2 separate regions of the Homo sapiens genome follow, and region 1 is linked to region 2. Evidence: chromatin contacts called from ENCODE Hi-C data. All regions are on one chromosome and are shown on one strand. Each heading gives the region's core, a stretch centred on a gene start or an enhancer-like site at or near the end of the contact. The rest is flanking DNA. Distances are from core to core; before and after follow the strand shown.

Evidence for each region. Hi-C counts contacts between places; a loop is a spot of excess contacts on that map. Pooled maps may share reads with other maps.
Region 1: a pooled map of posterior vena cava shows a loop between it and region 2 (2.3-fold over the local background). The contact joins the enhancer-like site here to the promoter of SLC24A3 in region 2. A Hi-C loop is called at or near these places in 15 of 168 maps with a recorded cell type or tissue (Caco-2, Right ventricle myocardium inferior, adrenal gland and 6 more), 1 of 37 single-sample maps with no recorded cell type and 17 of 50 pooled maps.

Annotation. Positions count from the first base shown.
Region 1 is chr20:18,899,333-18,905,497 of GRCh38, reverse strand. No RefSeq gene overlaps it. Among named protein-coding and RNA genes, the nearest start is that of SCP2D1-AS1, 72 kb to the right of the region's middle. Within about 2 kb of position 3,202, at least 2 of the 41 ENCODE cell types and tissues checked have a DNase peak (open chromatin) inside an H3K27ac peak, as active enhancers do.
Region 2 is chr20:19,208,061-19,214,581 of GRCh38, reverse strand. It overlaps SLC24A3 (solute carrier family 24 member 3), which reads right to left and starts at 1,940. Exons shown (of 17, transcript NM_020689.4): 1 at 1,598-1,940. The coding sequence starts at 1,739. LOC101929547 (a long non-coding RNA gene) reads left to right here and starts at 2,114. Exons shown (of 3, transcript XR_007067549.1): 1 at 2,114-2,953; 2 at 4,141-4,518; 3 at 4,613-6,521. RefSeq lists a silencer at 1,540-1,589.

The DNA of each region.
Region 1 (6,165 bases), core at 1,953-4,452, 310 kb after region 2:
TTTGCCTAAGAAAAGTGCCCCATGGGTCTTTCAGTCGTCAACTGTGTTTCCTGAATGATGACAATACTAATGCTTCTGGTTACTTAGAATTACTTTTTGATCTTCAAAATCCATATTTACATATTGTCTGACTTCTCTGATGCCCATTTAGTGTTTGATAGTTTCTCTGGCTTGGGCTACATTGCCTACTTTGGGACCCATTATTAGTAACCATTTCAGTCCCATTGACTTCCCTCTCCAAGGAGCCATAGTTGAGTCAGGCTCAGAAAAAGGGGTAAAAAAGAGACAAAGAGAGGTAACAAATTACTTTTACGCACATGCACTAACAATTATTAGTCTCAGATGCGCAGATGAGTGCATTTCTAAGACATAAAAGTCCTCTTCAGTTTCCTTTTATTGGAATCATCCCCTTGCTGGCTTTTCATTTTCAAACTTAACTTTGTGAACAATTAGGGAAACAATATGGTTATGGAGGGTGCTAGGTTCAAGGGCAGGGATGTCAGTTGGTTGGAAAACTGAGTCAGGACTAGTAAAAGACTTTCAAACTCTGGAGTGGAGAGACTAAAATTCATCTCCAACATTTTGAGGAAAGGATGATAAGTTCCAGCTGAGATGACCAGGACTTTGCTGCCACCTATCCTCCATCCCTAGATCTGGCCTTGCCTCCAAATGCCACACAGCAACCATGCACCCTCTTCCATCAACGGAGCTACCAAACAGTGCAAAGCTGATTATCACAGCATGCCCCCGAATGTCCTGATTTACAAAAACCCGAAGACACCACAACACTCAAAGGAAAGCAGTGGCCCAGAACGGGCAGAGGACTTGTGAGACGTCATACAGCAAACCATCAGAAACCTGTATACATCTGGACAAGTAGATCCAGAGAACTGCTCCCCCAAAATGGCAAAGAACTGAAGCTCACAGTTCAAAGAGCAGTGATTGTGATTTGTCTAATGTTAAAGGAGAATGTCTAGACGCAGAATACCAGAACGTCTGGTTTTAATCTGTCTTAGACTGGGATCCCCCAGAAACAGACCCTGGAATAAGAATTTGAATATAAGTAGCTTATTTGGGAGGCGATCCCAGAAACCACCACTAGAGGAGGGGGATGTGAGGCCAGGAAGGGAAGGCGGCCAATGCCTGGGATTTATTGGGTTACCACTGCAGGCCACTGACATCAGTCATGCTGGACACTGTGGGAGATGGTGTATAACACAGCTCAGAGTTGTCCCCACCTTGGGACAATGATGAGGAAGTGGGGGTATTTATCCATCAAACAGCATCATCATTGGGGTCCTATCTCCCAAACTGCTCAGCTTTGACCAAGCACAACTTGGATGGAGAGATGAAGGGCAAGTGTTGGGTGCAGATGGACAAGGCACCAACCACATCTGCAACACTGCTCTCTCCCCTTGGTGAGCTTGGACAGTTGGGTTTTCTGACCCTCGTCTCTTCTCTTGGGTGGTTATATCTCAACATCATTTCTTGGACACTGCAGGGACTCACTCAGGCTAGGGCCACTTGCTGTTCCACAGCCTCCCGAGTCATGCCCTTTCTCACTGGGATGTCCATAAACTCCAGCCTGCAGGGCTCTGCCCACTCTATCAACTCCTGAAGGTAAACGCTTTCTGGAGCAATATTTTGTATGTACCACTCCTTCTTACAAAACATTTCATGGCTTACCATTCCCTGCAAGGCAATATCCATTCCTCTTAATCTTCTAGGTCTCCACAGGTCACACTCAGCCTGGCTTCTCAGTCTAGGGATCCAGCCAACCTAGCCCCTAAGACAGGAATGACTGGGTCACCTACGCCTTTACTTTCCCCTTAGTCTTCTGCCATCCCCTCAGCCATCCACAGAACTATTATAGAAGGGAAAACAGGGAATGGAGTATCCCTTAGGCTTCAAGCAAGTCTATGGAGAAAATGGCTATGGAGAGGTAGAGGTGGTCACACCCAGGAAACCAAACGCTTTGGCCTCCAGCTGAACTGTAAAGAAGAGGCAGCATGGTAAGCACAATTAATAACAATGTACTTGATATAGTTAGGCTTTGTGTCCCCACCCAAATCTCACCTTGACTTGTAATCCCCAGGTGTTTATGGAGAGACCTGGTAGGAAGTGATTGGATTAAGGGGGTGGTTTCCCCATGCTGTTCTCTCGATAGTGAGTGAGTTCTCACGAGATCTGATGGTTTTATAAGGCAGTTTTCCCCACTCTTGCTAACACTCTCTCTCCTGCCGCCATTTGAAAAGGTCCAAGCTCATTTCCCCCTTGCCTTCCAGCATAATTGTAAGTTTCCTGAGGCCTCCCCAGCCATGTGGAACTGTGAGTCAATTACACCTCTTTCCTTTATAAATTACCCAGTCTCAGGTAGTAACTTTATAGCAGTGTGAAAATCAACTAATAACGTACTATATATTTCCAAATTACTAAAACAGTAGGTTTTAAATATTCTTACAAAAAATAAGTAGATTAGGTGATGGACAGAGTAATTAGCTTGATTTAATTATTTCATAAGTATACACATATCAAAACCTCACACTGTACCGCATAAATATATACAATTATTACTTGTCAGTTAAATTTTTTAAAATAGAGTCCGCCAAGGTGTAATGGGCCTTCATTCCAATGAGATTTCTCTTCTTGGTCTAAAAATAGAGTGACCTACCAGACTAAGAGAACTTTCAGGATATAGAATTTTGACTTTTAAAACCAGAAGCATCCCAGGCAAACAAGGACCAGTTGGTTCCACAGGCCATTTGCTTTGGCCAGCTGGATCAAGCGAGAAAAGATGACTCTGCTGAGATGAAATAGCTCCATGCCTACCAGACAGAGTCTACCATAAACCATAGCCAGATGCATATGTTGCTTATCGCACACATTGCTTCTTTGAAGAGAATAACTAGTGCCAAGCCCCAGCCTAAGCGTGAGCTGGCTGGGTAAGTAAACAGATTGCTCAAGAGAAGTTCTTCAGGGTGGCCTGTGAATGAGCTGCTGACCCTCTCCCATCTTCTGCAGGTGGCTCATTCAATCGCCAAATCTTCCCCCACCCACCATCCCAAAAACCTGACCGCCAGTGACCTCCCAGCTGAAAGACATTGTGTGAAAGAGGAAAACACATTCCAGCTTGGCCACTCAGCAATCTTAATTAAGATAAGCCTGCTTATAAATATTCAACCTGTCACAAAGCTCCATAAGCTCCTCTTTGCTTATGGAATGGCTTAATTGCAAAGTCTGGGTCTTGAGCGCCTGTTGATGTCTCAGACTGATGTAAATACCATTAACCCTGAGAAAAAGGTTGCACCCCTGGCAGCCAGAAGAGAATATGCAAATCTGATGGGGGAAAACAGCTACACATTCCTTTGCACATAAAAAAGAAGCAGCATGCAATGAAAGTTAGGTCTTTCTCCCCTGCTCAGTCTAGAGGTCTGGACGGTGAGCTCAACTCTACCATGAGGACACCAACTTCCAGGGAGGCATTTGGCTTTCCCCAGCCTTATTTTCTTCCATCTGCAAAATGAAGCCATGGATTCAGCTCTTTCAGAGATCTTTTCAGCTCTAGGGGAGTGCTCCATCCCTGAAGATGGGTAAAGACCAAGAGCATGGCTATGGTAAACTGTATAGGTATAGGCTGGAGACAGCTCTGGTGTTGAGGATTTGGGTAATAGAACACTTACTATGAACCCACAATGTGAAGTGGTTACTAAAGAAGGTTTCGTGAGGCCTTAGCTTAAAGTGTCTGCATAGATACTGTTGGGACTGCACCCAGATGACCTCAGAGCCTTCTCACCATTTGTCATGGACTGAATGTGTCCCATCAAATTCATAGGTTGAAGCTCTAACCCCCAATGTGGATGTATTTGGAGTTAGCTTCTTTAAAGAAGTAATTAAGGTTAAATAAAGCATTAGATTCTCAGGTAAAGGCAAAAAGGAAAAAAAAAAAAAGAGGCTGTTAGGGTGGGACTCTAATCCAATCTGACTAGTGTCCTCATAGGAACAGGAAGAGACACCAGGGATGTGCAGGCACAGAAGAAAGGCCAAATAAGGGCACCATTTGGGAAGGTGGCCACCTGCAAGCCAAGGAGAGAAACACTCACCAGAAATCAACCCGGTGGCACCTTGATATTTGATTTCCAGCCTCCAGGATGGTGAGAAAAAAAATTCTGTTGCTCAAAGCACCCACTCTGTGGTATTTTGTCATAGCAGCCCAACCAGACTAATACACCAGTTCTGGGTGCCCAGCCCTCTTCTGTGCACTTCACATTTTTTTTTATTTATGTTTTGACTCAGGTTCTTGCTCTGTTGCTCAAACTGGACAGCAATGGTGTGATCTCAGCTCACTGCCATCTCAACCTCCTGGGCTCAAGTGATCCTCCCACATCAGCCTCCTAAGTAGCTGGGACCACAGGCACACACCAAAATATCCAACTAATTCTTTATTTTTTGTAGAGAGGAGGTCTTTCTATGTTGCCCAGGCTGGTCTTGAACTCCTGTCCTCAAGCGACCCTCCCACCTCAGCCTCCCAATGTGTTGGAATTACAGGCAGGAGCCGCTACACCCAGCCTTCACTCCTATCACTCACACCTGCAACCCACTTCAATGCCCTTGCACTGCTGGAACTATGACCCAGAACAAAGAAAGCAAGAAGTGCCTTGGAGTTGATGTGCCTGCCCTCCCTGGTGCAGGGTATGAAAGCCTCACTCCCTGGCCTTGAGGTGGAGCGAACTCTTGGTGCAATTCACATTCCAGAACTGCCCACAGTATCACCTGAAATTACTCCCTTGCTTGCTGCTGCTGCTTCTCTCCCCTGCCTGCTCTACTGCCTTTTCAATTTCTCTCCGGAGTCCTGCCTTAATGAAACACACGCACACAGATTGTCATCATAGGGCTTGCTTCAAGGAAGCCCCTCCTAAGATGCTAGCTCAAAAGATGTGTGTACCCCAACATTGTAGCTTCAAGCCAACTTCATATTTCACACTCCTCTTATCACTTGCTCCTAAAGGGAGATGGGAAGGGCCACTGCTGGCTACAGTGAGCTCAGGCCCTCAGTTCTGGCATATGCATGTTCTCAACCATGTCTCTGACTATACAATCGGATCCAGCCTCCAATTTGGAAGTCTCCAGCTCGCTGGAGTTGAGCAAGGGAATACGTTCCTCTGATTACCCTTCAAGTGCCCTCCTGAGAACTCAGCAGGCTCCATCCTAGCCTGTTCAAACTCCACCTGGGGGCTGTGCTCATTTTGGCGCTTATGATTTTTGAGAGACCCTGATATGGGGCTCACAGGCGGGACCAGAATGGAGAGGAAACACAAAACTTCACAAAGACCCTAGTTTATATTTTCCTAGAGGCACGTCCAAGAGAAGGATTCATGTGCTTTAGTTAGGAGGTGATCCCAGAACTAATGGGGATGGGTGATAGGGGGATGTGAAGGAAGCCAATGAGAGTACATCACTCGAGCAGGTCCCTGTGGTGGGCACTGCAGCTTCCTCCTGCTGGGACTCTCTGGGAAACAATGTAGAGCACACACCTCACAGCGTCCCACACAATGGGCAAGGTTGCTGAGGAATGTCTACAGCAACTCCTGAGTGGTATGAGGGGTCACTGACTAGTCCAGGGCTGCTCCCAGTGGGTGCCACCTCTGATGGGCACAGGGTGGCAGAGCTGGTGCTGTGACCATGCTGAGCTCTCAGATGCTGCACCCAGAAGCAAGGTTCAAGTGTAAGGGCTAAGGAAATGTGGGCAAGGCATGGCAGGTCTGACACACAAAGGATGGTTTAGAAACTGACATTATTAAGCCAGGAATAGAGATCACTCATGGGTGAAGAGGTCTGACCTAGAGTCAGAAAATTGAACCTTGAGTTTTGCTTGCTGACCTCATGAGCCCGACAAGTTGCTCCACCTCTCTGAGCATCAGTTTCCTCATCTGTGAAGTGTGTGTTAAGAGTAAACACCACAGGGTAGAAGTTTGAGGAAAAATGGGTTATTTGCCTAGTCTGAAAGTATCTCCCCACGAGGTCATTATAAATGACAAAGGGAAAAATAGCGACTTTAAACCAAAAGAAATTGGCAGATACCACCTTAACCAAGTGCTCAAAGCTATCACCCTCATAATGGACATGTCAACACCACATACTTCGTCACATGCCCTGAGAAGACACAAC
Region 2 (6,521 bases), core at 691-3,190:
TTATATTCTTGAAAGTGGTGGGAACTCTATGTCTCATAGAGCCCCAACATACCAGAAAAAAATGGCCAGCGTGTAATCCACTAGGAATAGCCCTTTCCAAAGGTGGCATGAACTATAAACTGGTTTTTCACTGGAGAAAAATAAAAAAGGAAAATAAAAATGGGATTCGGGAAAACCCCCTTAGTGAGACTGTCAGTAGACAGAAGTCTGGCAGATGTGAATCTGCCCTGGGAGAGATTCTGCTTCCCTCACACCGGCACGGCCCCCTTCCTGATGTCAGAACCCAAGGCTACGGGATCTGAGATCCAGGAGAGCAATGGAGAGAGCCGTGGAGTCTTGAACAGCTTCACTGAAGACCAAGACGGACTCTCTGCTATTACCATAAATGATGAAGTCTGTCAAGCGGTCTGCTAAGACTGAATGAAGACTGACGCCTGTTTCACTTCCCCACCAAGCAGGAGACCAGCCAAGCTGGGGGAGATCCCTTTTTAAATTCATGGCACCTTTGAAAATATTTTACGGTGACTATCAAAATGTCTTTATTCTGCACCTCATGACATCTTGCATTAGAGCTACGTCGACCTCAACACCACAGCACATACTTGTAACTGTTTTTTTGTTTGTTTGTTTTGTTTTGTTTTGTTTCTTTCTCACAACCCTTTACATGGCTGTTTTCCCACTAATCGTGCCACTTCCACGGCCGGGATATAAAACCATTTTACAACAGTTATTCTCCCATGTTTTTCCTTCATTTTATAGACAGCTGAATCCCAGGATCGAAGCTGTTTCAGCAGACAACTGTTGGGAGCACACAAGATCTATTTCAGCTCAAGAAAGGCCAAGGACAAAGACAAGACAAAAGTTGTGGGTTAAAGGGCAGACTTTGCGCAGAGCACCGGTAGAGGAGCGGACAGTGTGATGCGTGGTCCACTGCAAACCATTTCTTCCACAGCAGCAGCTCTGCAAAAGGGACCTCTGAGGAAGAATTCCCTGTCTTCCCAGTGAGTGGTCATTTTAGGAGAACAAGTCCCCTACTAGCCCATAGCTGGAGGGCCAACACTTTTTCTCTCCCTGAAGTTCCCGGCACCTGTTCTGAAAGGGGGTTGAAGAGCTCTCTACTCGGGCCATCCCGCCTGCTCTCTGGATGGAGAACATACGGACAACTGTGTGTTAAGCAGTCCCCTTGAATCCTTCAGCAAGCCAAGGAGTATACAGGTGGTCACCTGCACAGGTGCCGGGTCTACCACCACAACTTTATCCCTGGCCTTGGGGGCTGATGGAGAGTAAGACTCCCCACCACCGCCACCAGCAGTACCTCCAGCTCGCGAGTAAGCAGCGCACAGGCGGGCACAGGTAAATGTTCCCAGGGCGGCCAGACGCCTAAGCCTGCTGGCTGCTGGCGCTCAGGGTCCCCACCTCCATGCCTCTGCGTGGGGCAGGGGGAGTCCTCGTGCCTGGCATCCCACTCCCCCCGCCAACCCAGCCCGCTTATCCTGGGGCTCCGGCCGGGCCGCCCGAAGGAGCCCCGCGCCCAGCCCCGGGAGCCCCGAGCCGCCGGAGCCGCAGCGCCCACTCGGGGCAGGCAGCGTGCACTCACCCTTCTGCTCTCGCAGGCTCGACAGCGACCAGAGCAGCAGCGCCACCGAGGCCAGGAAGCAGAGCTGGCTCAGCAGAAGGTCCCTCCGGCGGCGGCGGCGGCGGCGGCGACGCGCGCGGTCCTCGTCGCCGGACGGCCGCATCCTCGGGCGGCCGGGCGGCGGCCTCGGCGGGCGGCGGCCGCTCCTGTCGCGGGCGGCCGCGGCGGGGACAGCGGCAGGAGGCAGCCCTGCGCGCAGCAGCCGCGCGTCCTCGCTGCGCTCCCACCCGGCCGCCGCCTCCGCCTCCTCTTCCTCCTCCTCGCCGCTGCCCGTCTCCTCGTCGTCGCCCTCCTCGTCGCTATCGCCCAGTCCCTCCTCCCCTCCCTCCTCCTCCTCCTCGCCGCTCGCCCGCGCCGCCGCCTCCCGGCGCTCGGGGTCCCGCTCCTCCTCGCGCGCCATGGCTCCCACGCTCCGCGCCCGCGCTCGGCCTGGGGCGGCGGCGCGGCGGGGGCGGCGGGGGCGGCCGGGAGGCGGGGGCGGAGGGGGCAGAGGAGGAGGAGCGGGGAAGGACCGACGGTAGGAGGGCCCGCCGCTGGCCAACTCCGCCGGTTGGCAAAGCCACCCCGGACTGGCTCTGGCCTCGCCGGCTGCAGGAGCGCCTCGCGGGGCCGCCCGCCTATTCCATGGTCGGCGCGATGGGGGCCGGGGCCGGGCCGGAGCGAACAGGGAGCACCGAGCGAGCTGGGAGCATGAGCTAGCGCAGCTCCCGGCAGCCTGCAGCGGCGAGGCTGGTCGGGCCAGGGTTGGCGGGGGGCAGTGCCTGGGACACAGCCCGGCGCTGGCCGGCATGGCGGGGAGGGGGCGCGCTGGGAGGAGACTGGGCTGGGGAGGGATCCCTGTGTGCAGTCCTTCAACCCTTCTGTGCCAGGGGAAGAGGGACGGCGCAGGGGGCCCCCTCTCGGGAAGCACACACGCTGCCTCCCAGAGGCCGATCTTCACCAAGAAGGATTCGCTGGAAACTTTCGGAAAACCGAGGGGCTCTTCAGCCTCCTCTCTACGTGCTACCTGGAGTCGGGGCGCCGCGAGTGCGCTTGGCTGCCCGCGCCCAGCCTCTGGCCTCGCCTCTTCTCGCGGGCCTCCCGGGTTTCCCTCTGCCCCCTTGCGGGGATCCCCCTGTGCGCCCGACTCGGGATCTGGAACAGGCCTCCCCAGAGGCTGTTAGTTCCATAAGGGTGTCCGGCTCCCCCCTCTGTCTTGGGCTCACACTTCGCTTTCTGTTCGTGCTGGACCAAGTCCAATACTGTGGCTGATCGAAGTGGGGACAGCTGGCACGGTCCCTGGAGAGGCGGCCTGAAGAGGCTTCTGGCCTTGTGCAGGTAACACCAGCCTGCCCTACCTCCAACGTTAGAATCTTAGTCCTCCCATTTCCCCCATTCTAGGTCTCCTGCCCCTCCTTGCTGAAGGTGTGGGCTGCCCTAGAGATGGCTGGACTCACGACCTGCCGCAGGTGCCCATTTGGAGGGGATCCCTGGCCATCCCAGACACAGCCCACTCTCCCTCATTGGGCTTCCCTGGACTCTTCCCAGATGCTAGCCTGGGGCTGCTGGCTGGGCTGAGGAGGAGATGCCATTGTTGGGGCGGAGGGTGGGGGGGCGCTGAAAACAAAAGACCTTGTCCAGAAAGGGATCACCTGAAACCAGGTGTCTGTCTAGGTGACTGTCTCCATGGAATCCATTCAGATCAGGGAATCTAGCTTCATACCCTAAGGAGGTGGGAAGGAAGCAGAGAACCTCTGTATAAGGCTCCCCTGTCTAGGTCTGTTCAAATGTGTCCCCACCTGTGACTGACCTACCCCCCCCGACCTCCTCCCAGACAATCCCTGACAGCGCCCGGGGACAGCAAGGTCACAGCAAAGGGCAAAGGAAGTGGTTATAGGTGGCCTCCTTTCCAGAGAAAGGCCATCTCACCCAGGGAGACCAGAGACTTTTCCTTTGTGGGTATATCATTTATGACTGCTGTTCTCAGCCTGGCATCTTCCAGACACTCAGAGTACCTCCCCCACAATGCCTGAGTGGTTTTCCCTTTGCTTTGGCTGCAGATACTAAGGAGGGTGTAAAAATACGAGTTCATCCGTGCTGGAGTGTGTGGGGAGAATTCTCTAGTTGTGTTATCTCCATCAAGCTTTTGCAGACACAGAAAAGAAAGTTTAGGAGCTGAGAAGAATTCAACTAACCAGGAAAGTCACTCAAATAGTGTTTTCTAGTGAAAACGAGGGAAAATAGAAGGTGAGAGAGGGAATCTGGAATTAATTGAGTTAGGAAATGAACACAAGCTCCAGGGGAAAATACCATAGGCTCAAGGAATTGTGTAATCTGGTGATGGAGGGGGAGTTAGGAAGGGAGCCAGGAGGAAGGAGAATAACCAGGAACTGGTAATTTCTTGGAAATTATCTCAGCACCAGGAGTGTATGTGTGTGTGTGTGGCGGGGTGGGGCGGGGGGGCCGGGGGAGAGCACTCCTGTGGCACACAGAAATGATTCTTGGGTTTCTATTCATTTTGACAGATTTTGGAGTGAAGGGCACTGTTAAAGTAAAGCACAGAGAGTGATTCCTTGGGCGGCCAGGCACCACCTAGGGAAGAAAGGTGGGGATCCTGGTCCCTAGGCTGACAGCAACTGAGACCTGATAGGTTCCTCAGCCCCCCAGGTGATGGCCAAGTGAGACAGGCCTCAGGAGCTCCTCTCCAAAGAAAACAGTCATTTTTTTTCCTACCTGTCCCTTTCAGTCTTTGGAAGCTCCCTCCAGAAACCGAACTGTGAAAGGAGCAAGAGTTGAAATGAAGAATGTGCTCTGATACTTCAGTCTGAGAGTATTTCTTTCCTGGAGAGAGAGGCATCACTCCTAGATGTGTGGGGGTCTTCACCCTTTCAGGAATAAGACAGGTGTCTTTACAGAGCACCTCCCCACCTTGGGCTGGGTTCTGGGGTCACTGTCTACTCCCCCTGTTTTGACCTTCCATAAACATTCTGTTTTCAGGTCCCTGCAGAGACTTTGGACCTGATGTGGTGAATAAAGTTGGTTAGTCTTTCTCACAGTTCTACCTTTAGGACAAAGAATAGAAAGCCTCCCGTGACTATATTCACTAACTCTCAGCCCAGGCCAGATCATCCACCAGCCAGTGAAAGGGACCTCGTCTGTGGCCAAACTAGGTGCAGCTCGGTGCCCTCCTGTGATATTTCCAGCTCTCCAGCCTCCTGCTGACCACAGCTCACAGACCTCATGGAGTAGTTTCCAGGACAAAGCAAGGTTATGTCTCCACAACACCAAACATTCCCAGGTGTGGCAGGCAAGCCATTGATTTAGAAGAGAGGAGGAGAGAGGAAGAGAAAACCAGAAAAGGCACTTTCTTGGTAAAGAGACATCAGCTTTCTCACCATGGCTGTTTCATAACACAAGGAGACCTGGCCCAAGCTCAGAGGGGAAAGACCCCTGGGTGTTCATGGAAAACCTTTAAGCACAGTGAGACCAAATGTTAGTAGATGGGGGATAAAAGGGAGAAATTCATGGAGTATGCCTAGAACAGGCCTTGTATGCAGCATCCCCTTCTTGCCTAGGACTTGAAGGGCCAGGCTTCCTGTCATTGCCTCACTCAAATGTAGCCCAGGAAGACATTAGACTGATAGCACTGATCACCTCCAGACAAAACCCCTGCACCTGCACAGTCACATAGACTTGGACAAAAGCCCATCCTTACTAAGGAAGACCTAACAACTATTTCTTCTCACGCCCATTCTTGTCCACCGTCTTTATCAAAAAGCCAGGAAAACTGCTTCTTCAGACACTTTCTGAGCCGGCTGTATTTTGAAGGACAAAAAAAAAAAAATTACTCTTTTGAGAGCATTGTGTCTGCAAGGTGGGCTCACGTTATTTTTGGTGATCAGTTTATGACTGGAGTTCAAATAGACTGCTTATTTTATAAGAGTTTTTAATTTTGAATATTCTTTTTGCTGAACTGTGTGCATTTGTTTGGTTTTTAACTCACCACATGAATATGACTATAGATTTTTTTTTCCTAGTTGACCATGGTCAGATTCACAATTGCCTTTAAAAAAAATTTGTTGGCTGGGCACGGTGGCTCACGCCTGTAATCCCAACACTTTAGGAGGCTGAAGCAGGTGGATCATCTGAGGTCAGAAGTTCGAGGCCAACCTGGCCAACATGGTGAAACTCCGTCTCTACTAAAAATACAAAAATTAGCCAGGCAGGGTGGCGCATGCCTGTAATCCCAGCTACTCAGGAGGCTAAGGCAGGAGACTCTCTTGAACCCGGAAGGTGGAGGTTGCAGTGAGCCGAGATCACGACACTGCACTCCAGCCTGGGTGGCAGAGCGAGACTCTGTCTCAGAAGAAAAAAAAAAAAAAAAGAAAATGTGTTGAAGTATAACATACATGAGGCAAAACGCACACAGCTTAAGCATTAACTCAATGACTCTGTATATACGTATACATCCTCACAGGTTCCAGACCAAGACATGGAACATTTCCTGCTCTCCCTGAAAGTCTCCCTGTGCCAGCCCCTCACCAGGCAATAATTCCCCAGAGATAGTGCCTCTTCCCAACCCTGTACCCTAGATCATTGTTGCCTGTCCTTGAACCTCAGATAAAGGGAGGCTCCTTTTGCCCATCTTCGTTTTTGTGATGTCTGTCCATTGTGGTGTGCATAGCTGTGATTTGTTCTTTTTCACACTGTGAAGGTGTAGGTGGTTTTCACCTGATGCTTCAGTTCCCTTCCAACTTTAGTATAAGCCAAGAATAATCAAACCACTACATCTGGATCAGAGACAAATGACCTCCCAGATTGGCTAGTTTTGTAAGGAACTTCAGTTGAAATTGAAACAGTCATCAGCTGCTTCTCAAACCAGCTACACTACATAAGGAGGAGCCCA